Regions from separate parts of the Homo sapiens genome. Here regions 1 and 2 are each linked to region 3. The links are chromatin contacts, found by Hi-C or POLR2A ChIA-PET in ENCODE. All regions are on one chromosome and are shown on one strand. Each heading gives the region's core, a stretch centred on a gene start or an enhancer-like site at or near the end of the contact. The rest is flanking DNA. Distances are from core to core; before and after follow the strand shown.

Region 1 (4,134 bases), core at 152-2,651, 100 kb after region 3:
CGCCCAGAAATAATTTCCCAATGTGAAGGGGAGGAAGAAGATTATAGGGCACACCCTTCCTTCAGATTAAAGAAGGCTGCTTACTAAAGTTTGTACACTAGTGGTTCTCAAATCGTTAAGCTCAGGGAACATTTTCAAAATACTGGGATTTCTGATGGCACACTTAATGGGATTAAATGGAATCCACTGTGATTATCATACTACAATGGCATTCATACATTAAAGTTAAAAGGATACAACCTATGTGCCCAGAGAGAAAGAGAGGTTACAATTGAAAAAGTCAGACCATCCTCCCACCTTTCCACTCAGAAAGTGTATGCCCCATGGTAGGTTTGCCAGGTAAAATACAGGAGGCCAAGTTCATTTTGAATTTCAGATACATAATGAATATTTTTGAATATAAGTTTGTCCCATGCTAAACTCATTTATCGGAAATTCAAATGTAACTGAATACCTTGTATTTTTATTTGCTAAATCCAGCAACCCTCCTGAGAGAGCGTTAGATGGGAGTCTTCCATTCATTCCACCAGTATCTGTGCCCACACACTTCTCCTGGGTGAGCTTCTTGCTCCTTTAGATATGATTGTTGTTAACGATGCATACAACATGGCCCCTAAATCCAAGCCAACTACTTCAGCTAGTGTCAACCTAAAGAAATCACAATCTGTGTTAATGCTGGAGGGACTTACTGAGAGACGGTATGTTTGTCTCTGATATGGTACATTCCCTAAGTGTTTTTGTTATTTGGCAAACATTAATTGAGCATCAGAAATGTTCCGGGCACTTAGGATGGAACAAGAAACTAAACATTGCTGTTCTCATGGTGCCTACATACTTGTGGGAGGAGACTGTTCGATGCTCATTTTTATCCCAGAGTTGACCTGAGTTAGATGTGAGTTCATGTATCAGCTGCAACACACTTTAGGACCTTGTTATTTGAATACCTCTGCTTTCTGCCCTGATTATGTTTTCTCGTATATTCCTGAGGCAAAGTTCTTTCTATGCCAGCATCTCCCACAGTAGACCTTATGAAGATAGACAGCAATAAATACTGGTGTAAAAGATAAAGCTTTTAGGAACATGACTCTCTTAACTGAAAACTTTTTGTGTCTTGGCATGTGTGCATGTGCTTATGTGTGTTTGTGAGTATACAGATAATGCACAAATAATGGGTTTCCTGGAAATGTTGGTTGTACAGAGACTATCTTTCTTGATCATTTTTGTCCCCAAAGCAAGCACTTGAAAGAATTCAGTAACAACTTCTTGAGCAGAAAAGATGGCCTCTGCTCAGAGCTTGGTGCAGCAGCAGACACTGAAATGTGGCTTGGCTCTGTCTCTTGGCATAGTTCTAGGGTGTTATGTTCCACGAGAGGCCTTGGAGGGAGGAGGCACTGGTACCTTTTCAGAATCTCGTCAAATCAGGCACAGACTTGCTGGCAGCCACAGCAAAGGGATCTTACTGATCTTTGCCCAACTCTCAGGAGGTAACTGGCAAGACAGAAGAAAGCAAAACAAGCAACCAAATCCGAGGCCTTATAAATTTGACTTGGAAATTTTGTCTCAAGGCTGTCAAAGAGTAGAAATAATGATTTCATTTTCTCCAAGTCCCATTCTTGGGCATTTCGTATTTAACGCAGATAAAACACATTCGAGTACCTATCAACTTTTTTTCTTTCTTTTTTTTTTTTTAGTCTAGCCGTTCTCAGCATCAGGTGACTCTGCTCCTTGAAAATACATTTAAGTGATGCCATTCCTGTCCAAAACCACCACTGACTCCTTCTTCAGAGGGCAAGCCTTGAAATCATGTGCATTTGCCTGTGAGACGTTTCTCCGATTATCTGAAAATCTTCTGCCAGGGATAAGGCGATTTGTCTCCATTCTGTCTGAGGTTGCGGATCTTGGTTTGCAGAGGAGGGCTGCAACGTAGTAGGTTCCTCCACGTGGCTTCTCACTGAAGCCAGAATGACTCATTTAGAGAGTAATCTTGGTGCGGCCTCTTGCTGCCCTCTGGTGGAGAAAACGGGTATTGAACAAGCCATAACGACTGATCTCTGAGGCAAATGCTGTGAAGTGTCAGCGCAAAGGTCCACGGGGAATAATTACACTTCAAGCTATTATCTAAATGAACGGAGTTCATCTAAATGAATGGAGTTGGAACGGTTGTTCTATGAGAATCTGATTTCTCAGCAAGAGAAGTTTTAATTCCATCCCCTTTTTATTTCTGTTTGCTGCGAACTGGTTTCTCATTTCTCCACACTTGCTCTTCCTTTTCGTGAACAATCATTTTGTGTATTTTGAGATCATTATAAAATTCTTGTACGCTCATTTTAAAACATTTCCAGAAAGTGAAAGTCAGCATGTGACCCAGGAAAATTCTAATTCTTAAAACACTCAAGACTCTAAACTAGGGTTTAGACCTATATATTCAGATCTAATTCCAAACCAAAATTCATTTCAGAAGTTTAAATAAAACGTATTAGTCTTATGCCTTCTGAGTCTTTGATTCAAATGAGAGGCTTCTTTTTTTATTTTTTTATTTTATTATTATTATACTTTAAGTTTTAGGGTACATGTGCACAATGTGCAGGTTAGTTACATATGTATACATGTGCCATGCTGGTGTGCTGCACCCATTAACTCGTCATTTAGCATTAGGTATATCTCCTAATGCTATCCCTCCCTCTTTCCCCCACCCCACAACAGTCCCCAGAGTGTGATGTTCCCCTTCCTGTGTCCATGTGTTCTCATTGTTCAATTCCCACCTATGAGTGAGAACATGTGGTGCTTGGTTTTTTGTCCTTGTTGCGATAGTTTACTGAGAATGATTATTTCCAATTTCATCCATGTCCCTACAAAGGACATGAACTCATCATTTTTTATGGCTGCATAGTATTCCATGGTGTATATGTGCCACATTTTCTTAATCCATTCTATCCTTGTTGGACATTTGGGTTGGTTCCAAGTCTTTGCTATTGTGAATAGTGCCACAATAAACATACATGTGCACGTGTCTTTATAGCAGCATGATTTATAGTCCTTTGGGTATATACCCAGTAATGGGATGGCTGGGTCAAATGGTATTTCTAGTTCTAGATCCCTGAGGAATCGCCACACTGACTTCCACAATGGTTGAACTAGTTTACAGTCCCACCAACAGTGTAAAAGTGTTCCTATTTCTCCACATCCTCTCCAGCACCTGTTGTTTCCTGACTTTTTAATGATTGCCATTCTAACTGGTGTGAGATGGTATCTCATTGTGGTTTTCATTTGCATTTCTTTGATGGCCAGTGATGGTGAGCATTTTTTCATGTGTTTTTTTGGCTGCATAAATGTCTTCTTTTGAGAAGTGTCTGTTCATATCCTTTGCCCACTTTTTGATGGGGTTGTTTGTTTTTTTCTTGTAAATTTGTTTGAGTTCATTGTAGATTCTGGATATTAGCCCTTTGTCAGATGAGTAGGTTGCGAAAATTTTCTCCCATTTTGTAGGTTTCCTGTTCACTCTGATGGTAGTTTCTTTTGCTGTGCAGAAGCTCTTTAGTTTAATTAGACCCCATTCGTCAATTTTGGCTTTTGTTGCCATTGCTTTTGGTGTTTTAGACATGAAGTCCTTGCCCATGCCTATGTCCTGAATGGTAATGCCTGTTTGAAGATGACATGATTGTATATCTAGAAAACCCCATTGTCTCAGCCCAAAATCTCCTTAAGCTGATAAGCAACTTCAGCAAAGTCTCAGGATACAAAATCAATGTGCAAAAATCACAAGCATTCTTATACACCAATAACAGACAAACAGAGAGCCAAATCATGAGTGAACTCCCATTCACAATTGCTTCAAAGAGAATAAAATACCTAGGAATCCAACTTACATGGGATGTGAAGGACCTCTTCAAGGAGAACTACAAACCGCTGCTCAAGGAAATAAAAGAGGATACAAACAAATGGAAGAACATTCCATGCTCATGGGTAGGAAGAATCAATATCGTGAAAATGGCCATACTGCCCAAGGTAATTTATAGATTCAATGCCATCCCCATCAAGCTACCAATGACTTTCTTCACAGAATTGGAAAAAACTACTTTAAAGTTCATATGGAACCAAAAAAGAGCCCACATCGCCAAGTCAATCCTAAGCCAA
Region 2 (4,227 bases), core at 622-3,121, 94 kb before region 3:
AGCTGCAAAGGATGTGAGTACAATTGGGAGGGGCTGTGGTGGTGGAAAGCTGGGGGTGCCTGCCACTACTCCAGGAACTCGCTAAGCTCTTACACAATGTATTTCCTTTAACCTTCTCATCAACCCTGCAAGGTGACGACTATATCCCCATTTTACAGGAGAGAAAATTGAGTTCCAGAAGTGAAGTTGCCCAGGATCACATAACAGTAGGCCTGGATTGAAACCCAGTTTAGGCTGATTCCCAAACTCTGTGCTTTTTAATCACAATAGTAGCCTTTTTCCCTTTTTTTTTTTTTTTTTCCTATCAGGGCTCTGAAACCAGTGGGTGTTTAGCAAACAGAGTTGATGTAGAACAGTGGGACATTTTAACAGTGATTTCTAGAGGGAAAGTTTACACCAAAAAGTAAGCTTTTGGTTTCCTCTCAATTTTCCAGATACTTGCTTTAATTCTCTAATTTGCTTTTCCCCAATGAGATAAGGTATTTATATAGATCATTGCATGAGTTCCCAGTTATGGGATTTTAGGGAACTAGCTTGTTCAAGTCATGCCCCAATTTCCCCAGGCCCTTAAGGAAATTGAAAGCAAATGTTCCTTCCATGCCCCAAGAAGGGAAGGAAGGGAGGGAGGAAGAAAGGGAAGAAGGGAGGTAGGGAGACAGAAAATGAACATAAAGTAATGAAGGGCAAAAGAGGACAAGCAGACAAAGAGGAATGGAAGGGTTGTTTCTTATCTGAACACACGGTGGCTACGGAGGTGTTGGGTTGTAACAGCAACAAATATTTTACTGAGGAAATTCAGCCCAGACCCTCTCCTGCTTAACGAGGACCAGCCAAACAATTCCTGTTACTTCTGCACCCTCGGTAATTTATAAGGTTCAAAATGGAAACAGATCCTGTTGCTGCTGCCAGCCACCATCCTGCTTTCAAAAACAACAAGGAGAAAAGAATTGGGAGTGAGAGGGAGTGAGAAGGTGCAGGTATCCAGAGAGGGAGAAAGGAGTTAACCCATTAAGCCCCACAACACAGTTGTAAGAAGTACCATTTTAAGGACCCCAAAACAGGATGCGTGGGGTCTCATTCATGTAAAAGCAGAACTATGACCAAAAAATATGGCTATGTTTGGGGAAGGTTGGGGGGCTTGGTCACTGGATGATGATTATAAATAAATAAATAAAATTATAAATACATAAAATGATGCATTTTATTTAGTATCTGGGGAAAGTGAGTTACTTTTTGAACCAAGTTACCTAGTGAGTTTGGTTTAGAAAGATAATTCTAGAGATTTCAGTTACCTGAGAACTTTATTTTAATGTTTCGGGAAAAAAGGCAAGTAACGCTTAAGCTGGAGAACCTAATTGCAGTGTAACGTTGTCCCATTGTGAAATGAACAAAGTACAATTTCAAAGTTGGGTGAAGGCAACAGTAAGGCCTATTATTTTTCTTGGCAATGCAAAATATATCTAAGATCCTTCTTATTTTCCTTAGTCATTTTCTGAGACAAAGCAGAGAAATCAAGAAAAAAATATCAAAATCATTTGACACCTCATTGAGGCCTAGGTACTTGACAGTTTAAAGGGTTATTTGGACACACACAAAAAAAGAAAGAAAATGGGTCTGAAACATTTAACTGCTGACACACATGTTCTCCACTGAAATAATCTCTTCCAAACAGATGTTTTTGAAACTTTCCAAAAACAACAACAACAAAACACACTCTGGGGTTAAGACCAATCCTGAGAAACTGTAGCCTCAGAGTATTTATTTTTTGAGAAAATTACAAACAACTGAGAGTCGATCATCATCAGGAGGAGGCCAGCTCCACTTCCTCCCAAGAGGGCTGGCTGACTAACTGGATCAAGAGTGAGAACACCACAAAAAGCCGTCGGCTCATCCCCTGGACGCCCATGCCACGGCAGCTGTCAGAAAGGGAAGCTTCTATGATCTAAAACACAAAACATGCCCTTTGGATGTCCTAAGACCAATAACAAAGGTGAGCTGAATAGGAGAGAGTGTGATGTAGCAGATAGCACAAAGAGACTTTCTTAAAAACATTCTTCAAGTGGCAAGAATACGATCTGACAAAGTCTTTTGTTCCATTGGTAGAGAGGGACTAGCTACATGAAAAAGAAAAAAATCCTGCTCCAAGTTACTTTTCATTTTGCATGCTCCCAGTTTTCTAGAGTAAGAATCACCTTTCCCAATTGTCTTAAAGGCAGGGAAAGCTTTGCTCCTAGAAGGTGATGCCAAGTGTCTGGGGTGCAAGTGTTGGCAGCCCCCTATCTCAAGAAAGAGGGTAGTACTCCTGCACAGAAGAGAGGCATTGAAGCAAATATTGGGGAAATAAGTGAATTTAATTTTCAGAGGGCTGAATATGTGAGTTTAGATAGACTTAGGAGAAGGAATTAAGAAAGAAAGGTTTACTGAGGAGGCTGAGGTAGGAGGATCACTTCAGCCCAGGAATTTGAGGTTGTAGTGAGCTATGACAGGCACTGCACTGCATTCCAGCCTGGGCAACAGAGCAAGACTCTGTCTCTAAAAAAAGAGAAAGAAAGCTTATCAAAACATCAGGTTGTATACCTTTAAATATATACAAAAAACAAAGGTCATTTTTACTTAAAAAGTTGTATTTGACACACAGACCTAATTTAAAAAATTTTTTTAATTAAAATTTTTTTTAATTCGGAGGGACCTCAGAGAAAATAAACAAGTATCGTAGAGTAATGCCTAATGTGTTTTGAGTGTTATGAATAATGTGTCAAGGCTGAATGAGTCTAAGTGATTTGTAGAAGGTCTCCCAGCTAATTCAGAAGGGAGACTTTGGGCTACAAGTCAGGTCTTCTCACTCCTAGTCCAGTGCTCCTTTTACTATCTTAACACTACCTCCTAGCAAATTGTTTCTGGAGCCACTTTAATCAACTGGCTAGAAACGGTTTCAAAGCCAATTTTAGAATGTTTCTGAATTTACTTCCTTATACATAAGAATAATGTTACCTGGATCATTATCTATAACAGTAACTTTCTGTGTGATCATTTTTATCCTTTCATCATACATTCTAATCTATAAAAATCTCCTACTGTTCATTGCATAAGCCCCTTCCGTAGAATTTTCTGCAATGATGGAAATATTCTATATTTGTGCTGTCTAAAGCACTAGATAGCTACTAGCCACTCAGGGCTATGAAGTTCTCAAAATGTGGCTAATGTGACTAAGACACTGAAGTTTTAATTTTCTTTAAATTTAACTTAAATAACCATACAGAGCTAGTGGTTGCCACATTAGACAGCACAGTTCTAGACTAATATCTGGAACATCTACCCAGAACACTCTGATGTCAAATAGGGGAGAAAAAAAACAACGGTTTGATGTTTTTAAGTATAAGTCATGCTCTAGCCAGCCTCTAAGTATATTTTACCTTATTCCTCATCCAAATTTTGTGAATGAGTCTTCTGTTAACAAATGATGTGTGCCTTGGCTTTTAATTATTAATATTACTGGGAAGAAAAAAATATTGCTATACTCTACCACATACAACACAATATGCAAGGTACTGTGAGTATTAGAAAATGGATTCAGTCCTTAGGAGCTTAAAGCAATATTTGGGACATAAATTCACTAGCACCCAGCAAATATCCACAAGCTCCTCTTCATTTCCTAGCCTCCTCTGCAGTGAGCTTAGGGCCATGTGACTAGTGCTGGCCAATGAACATGTGTAAGTGAACTTCACGTGTCACTACTGGGCCATGGCGGTTAAGAGATTGACAGCTGCTTCCATCTTTGCCTCACCAGTCTGGTGACCATATGTCACATGGTTCAGAAGGCACAGCTATAAGATCGAAGCAATTAGCTCAAGATGTGACATGAGAAGAGGTTTGTTGCACAAAACCACTGAAATTTTGTGATTATTCTCCTGTAACAACTTTAGCATTCTTTAATACTTTCACTGATCAGTTCAGTCACCAATGTGAAGTGGCAAATGAGAGCAGAGGCAGAAGTTTTCAGTTCAGGTCTTAAGGGAAGGTGTTCTGGAAATGGGATTTGAAACTGGGCCTCTTGAGGTATGTACAAGCAAGGGGGATGAGGGCACAGCAGGAAGGTGATACTGACTTGGTGGGAATGCTAGTCTTGTGTTTGCAGGGTGGGGAGGGTGGTGTGCCAAACAGTTGGGTTTATCTGTAACAGTGGTCTCCAAACTTCCCTAATCCTACGACCGCCTGAGTGAAATATTC
Region 3 (4,497 bases), core at 1,098-3,597:
TGAATGACTGACTTTCATAATAGAAGACTGACATGGCAGAATTCATTGGAAAGCTCACATACTGGGAGTCTTGCTTCTGGGCACCCAGCTGAGAGTCAACATCTGAATATGAAAGATTTGGACTCACAGAGCAGAACCAAAACGGAAAACAAAGTAAAAACCAAAACCGAAAACCAAAAAACAAACAAAAAACAAGGAAGGGAAACCTAAAGCCATGGTCTGGCTTGGTAGAAGGCTACTATTTGACTTAAAATACTTGGAACATTAGTAATTTTCATGGGTGTGTCTGCTGTTCTACAGATCTAGGTTCTGGGCAATTAAAAGCTATGGGTTTATTCTGGTTTATTTTAGGCAGCCTGCTGTGGCCTCTTCCTATTGTGGTTGAGGACATTGTGTGGATGGGCAAATGCTTGGCCTCCTATTTGGATTCGAGACTAATGCTCATTATTTTATTTCAAAAGGAAGAAGAGCTGACATAAATAGTTCATGGAGAGTCCTGGTGGGAGAAGGTGATATCTGTCTTACTGCAGAACTAGGGTAATATGAAGAAAACCAACATGGAAAACCGTGTCTCCCTCCTTGTGTTGTTTTGGAGGCAGTCCAGGAAAGGAGGACGGATCTACTTTCTAACTTGTGGAGAGATCATGGGCAAGTCACCCTGGTCTAAGTTTCTTCAAGGTAAATTACAATCCTGATTAAGAGGTTCAGAGAAGGTAACAGACATGAAAGAATTTTGAAAAATATAATATGTTATATTAACTTGTGGTGGTATATGATGGAGTTGAATTCAGCATAGGAAATAATTTTTTAAAAAGCTGTGTTGTGTTGCTACTTCTTTAAAAATGATGGCTAATAAAAGAGAATGAGCAGAGAAGGCCGTGCTTATAAGGAAGGAAGGAAATAACTGAATGATGGGTTTTTACATCATAGAACAATGGTAAAAACATCTTTGGCTGCAGTTTCCTCTTGTCCACTCATCTACCTACCAGCTGCTACTAAACATTAAACATTAAAGCATGGTAAAGAGGACTAAAAAACAAACAAACAAACAAACAAATCACCACCACAACAACAAAAAACTAGGCAATAATAGACCTTTGCTAAAGTTTATCCTCCTTTTCAGCATCCTTTTCTATCAGCCTATAGCCCATCATAGAACCCTGGCAAATATTAAATAGCTGTGGTCGAACAGAAAAAAACAACAGTTTTAGAATTAAGAGTTGGGTGTGGGCCCGAGTTCCTGCACATGTTGGCTGTGTAACCTGGAGAAGTTTTTTGTTTGTTTGTTTGTTTGTTTTTGAGACGGAGTCTCGCTCTGTAAGTTTTAAAAGTCTTTCTTATCCCAGATTTCCTCATCTATAACAAAAGAAGAACAGCCTACTATCCGGGCAGTGTCCAAATGAAATAATGTTTGTGAAAACCCTTTACAAACTGTAAAGTGCATTAGAAATGCCTATATTGTTATTCCGTCTTTTTGCCTCAGTTTCTTCATTTGTAAAACACGGCCAGTGACACCCATTTCACTAGGATATTTTGGTTCCCCGTGAAGCCCTCTGCAAGTAACTGAGTCTCATATTATACCTCACCCTAGATCTACAGCCCCTTATTTCTCTACCATGTAATGGAATATTTATTTCCAGCCTGACATTTTTGTTTTCTATTGTCTTGTTAGATATCACCCTCAGAGAGCTTCCAATATACTTGATAAGTGAAGACCCTCCCATGATTTACCTGCCCACACCTCTCTTTTTACAGGGGCCTGCTACTGTAGAAAGCTGGGACCCATGTTTGACAAGAGGCTCTTGGTTCTCTCCACCAAGAGGATTTAGGCATTCACCCTTCTTCAGACACTCCTGCCATGCTGATTACAGGGAGACCCCAGAGAGGTGAAAAAGCAGAGTGGACCGTGACAGCCTGAAGAACATTAAAAAAGAGCTTGCAGACGGTGCCACTAAATGCCTGAGACACTGAGTGAGAGGAGGGGCCCCATCCACTGAGCTGGCCGCCTCCTGTCTTCCCTCAAAACAGATAGCTCTTTCCATTCACTTCCACATGCGTCTATTCTCTGCCTCTTGAGTGGGCCTGAAACTGGAAAACATCTGCACTAGTTTCGTTTGGGTGTGATTTATAAGGACTCCCTGCGGTCCCCTCTCTCCCTTCTCCTCCTCTTCACCTCTGGGGCTTCGGGGTTTGGTTTTTTTTTTTTTTTGTTTTTAAACAGGCTTGTGTTTCTTGAGACTGGGTCACCTTGATTTATTATGCCCTGGACTCATTAACAGAAGACTCTGGGACAGGTCATTTATTTTCTGAGTGGTAATTTCCTGTCCTACCCCAGCCTGGCTCAGCAGGGGCCCAGTGGAGCACAGACTTATATTAGCTGCACTGTCACCATGGGAGAACAGAATTGAGCAAGAAAAGTTCAGAGGGCAAAAAACATCTCTTAAGAGCTTTTCTCCTTACTCTGATGATTTCCTTCAGAGTCCCTTTTGGTAGCTCCCTGTCTCTCTTTTTTTTTCTCCCTTACCCCAGCAAATGGGATAAAGTTTAACAAGTTGCACGACTGCCTTCTTAAAGGAATAAACACTGGCCTTTCTTCTCTGTTTCATGTTTGAGTGATCCAACATTTATATGCAAAAATAAAAGATAGGGAGGATACTAGTGGGCACCCCAAGCTGAGGATGAATTAGATGAATTAAACAGTCCAAATTTTTACCAGGCCCTTGTTACAATAATATATTCACGTTGAGGCACTGAAATCTGATGTGTTAATTTTTAGAGAGACCAGAAGACAAAGATAAAATTACTCAAGATTTTCAGATAGGATCTTGGGATGAAGATTAAAGAAATTGACATTATTTAGCCTAAAGTTCAGAGGCTGAAGAATGATTTATTAACTGTTTCCAGGTCTCTGGAAGGTAGTTACATATAGGAATGATGGTGACCAGCTGTTTTCTGACTGCACTAAGGATAGAATGAAAGGAAGTGGAATCAAATTGTAGTAAAATGGCAGAATAAGTAGTCATAAAGGTGAACATCCATGGCTAAAGTCTATTGAGGAAGATGAGATATATCTTTAAAGCTGTAAGCTTGTTAGCCCCATTTTATAGGTTAATGAATGGAGGTTCAGAGAGGTTAAAAAACTTGACCAATGTCCATCACTGAGGAAGTGACAGAACCAGGTCTAGCTGGACTCCACAGTGTATGACAAGGCTGACTTATATGGCAAAGAAATTAACAAGAAATACAGAAAATAGTCATTTTATGAAGTGCCATTAGCCTAGATTGGCTCATGTGCAGAGGACAGGGGATTCAATTCTGTGGACTTAAGGTCCTGGGATTCTGTGCTATACCTGCCTCTGTGTTGGGAGGACAGTACCCTCCATTCACTCTCAGCCCAACAGACAGGCAGAGAGGGCAGACAAGCACTGCAGTTTCCCTGAAACAGTCTGAAGATTTTTGGCTCTGTTTGTGCTGGTCATGTCTGTTGCTTGTCATGGGCTGCACTCCCAGACGAAGGCTCTGGTTTCAGGAAGGCCATGAGGATGATGGGTTGTGGGTGTCCAGGGCACAGGAAAGACATCCCTCCTACGCACAGTGCATGGCGTCCCAAAGGTTCATCCCTCATGGGAAGGCCAGTTAGTTAAGGAGGTTCCAGAGTTTGTTCCACGGTGAGGATTGGAATTTACGCAGAGCCACCAAAGTGGCTAGAATTCGTCCGAGGAGCATGCAGAGGTGGGAGGAGCAAATCCCAGCTGTATGATTGTCCATGCACATGGGCCAGTTTGGGAATGGCCATGATGGAGGAGCAAGGCTATACGAAACTAGGACTGATTGACCGAATGGGAAGGATGACTAACATGTGCTGCATACTTACTCTGCCAGGCACTATTCAAAGTTGGTGAACTATATTAGCTCATTCAGTCTTTGTGGCAACCCTATAAAGTCAGTAGTACTGTTACCAGAAAGGGGTCCTGATCCAGACCCCAAAAGAGGGTACTTGGATCTCGCTGAAGAAACAATTCGGGGCGAGTACATACAGTAAAGTGAAAGCAAGTTTATTAGGAAAGTAAAGGAATAAAAGAATGGCTACTCCATAGACAGAGGAGACCTGAAGGCTGCTGGTTGCCCATTTTTATAGCTATTTCTTGATTATATGCTAAACAAGGGGTGGATTATTCATGCCTCCCCATAATTTCCTGACTACACCTTGGCATTTGTAAACTGTCATGGCTCTGGTGGGAGCGTAGCAGTGAGGACGACCAGAGGTCACTCTCATCGCCATCTTGGTTTTGGTGGGTTTTGGCAGGCTTCTTTACTGCAAGCTGTTTTATCAGCAAGATCTTTATGACCTGTATCTTGTGCAGACCTCCTATCTCATCCTGTGACACGGAATGCCTTAACTGTCTGGGAATGCAGCCCAGTAGGTCTCAGCCTCATTTTACCCAGCTCCTCTTCAAGATGGAGTTTCTCTGGTTCAAATGCCTCTGACAGTACTGT

The links. Hi-C counts contacts between places; a loop is a spot of excess contacts on that map. ChIA-PET counts read pairs that join two places held with the same protein, here RNA polymerase II (POLR2A). Pooled maps may share reads with other maps.
Region 1: a loop to region 3 is called in a map of sigmoid colon, with 3 times the contacts of the local background. The contact joins two enhancer-like sites. A Hi-C loop is called at or near these places in 3 of 168 maps with a recorded cell type or tissue (cardiac septum, endothelial cell of hepatic sinusoid and sigmoid colon), 3 of 37 single-sample maps with no recorded cell type and 3 of 50 pooled maps.
Region 2: a map of cardiac septum shows a loop between it and region 3 (2.6-fold over the local background). The contact joins two enhancer-like sites. A Hi-C loop is called at or near these places in 1 of 168 maps with a recorded cell type or tissue (cardiac septum). POLR2A ChIA-PET finds 5 or more read pairs at or near these places in 4 of 52 experiments (AG04450, H1, HEK293 and 1 more).

What each region holds. Positions count from the first base shown.
Region 1 is chr3:113,049,263-113,053,396 of GRCh38, reverse strand. The region is part of intron 1 of NEPRO-AS1 (NEPRO antisense RNA 1); the gene reads right to left. It overlaps LOLI1 (lncRNA oncogene in liver cancer 1), which reads left to right. Exons shown (of 3, transcript NR_189285.1): 3 at 1,692-2,484. Among named protein-coding and RNA genes, the nearest start is that of RMP64, 32 kb to the right of the region's middle. RefSeq lists an enhancer at 1,694-1,873. Within about 2 kb of position 1,401, at least 5 of the 41 ENCODE cell types and tissues checked have a DNase peak (open chromatin) inside an H3K27ac peak, as active enhancers do.
Region 2 is chr3:113,243,574-113,247,800 of GRCh38, reverse strand. The region is part of intron 2 of BOC (BOC cell adhesion associated, oncogene regulated); the gene reads right to left. Among named protein-coding and RNA genes, the nearest start is that of BOC, 34 kb to the right of the region's middle. Within about 2 kb of position 1,871, at least 10 of the 41 ENCODE cell types and tissues checked have a DNase peak (open chromatin) inside an H3K27ac peak, as active enhancers do.
Region 3 is chr3:113,149,453-113,153,949 of GRCh38, reverse strand. All of the region lies in intron 1 of NEPRO-AS1 (NEPRO antisense RNA 1), which reads right to left. It overlaps LINC02044 (long intergenic non-protein coding RNA 2044), which reads left to right. Exons shown (of 4, transcript NR_110823.1): 3 at 462-678. Among named protein-coding and RNA genes, the nearest start is that of LINC02044, 16 kb to the left of the region's middle. Within about 2 kb of position 2,347, at least 10 of the 41 ENCODE cell types and tissues checked have a DNase peak (open chromatin) inside an H3K27ac peak, as active enhancers do.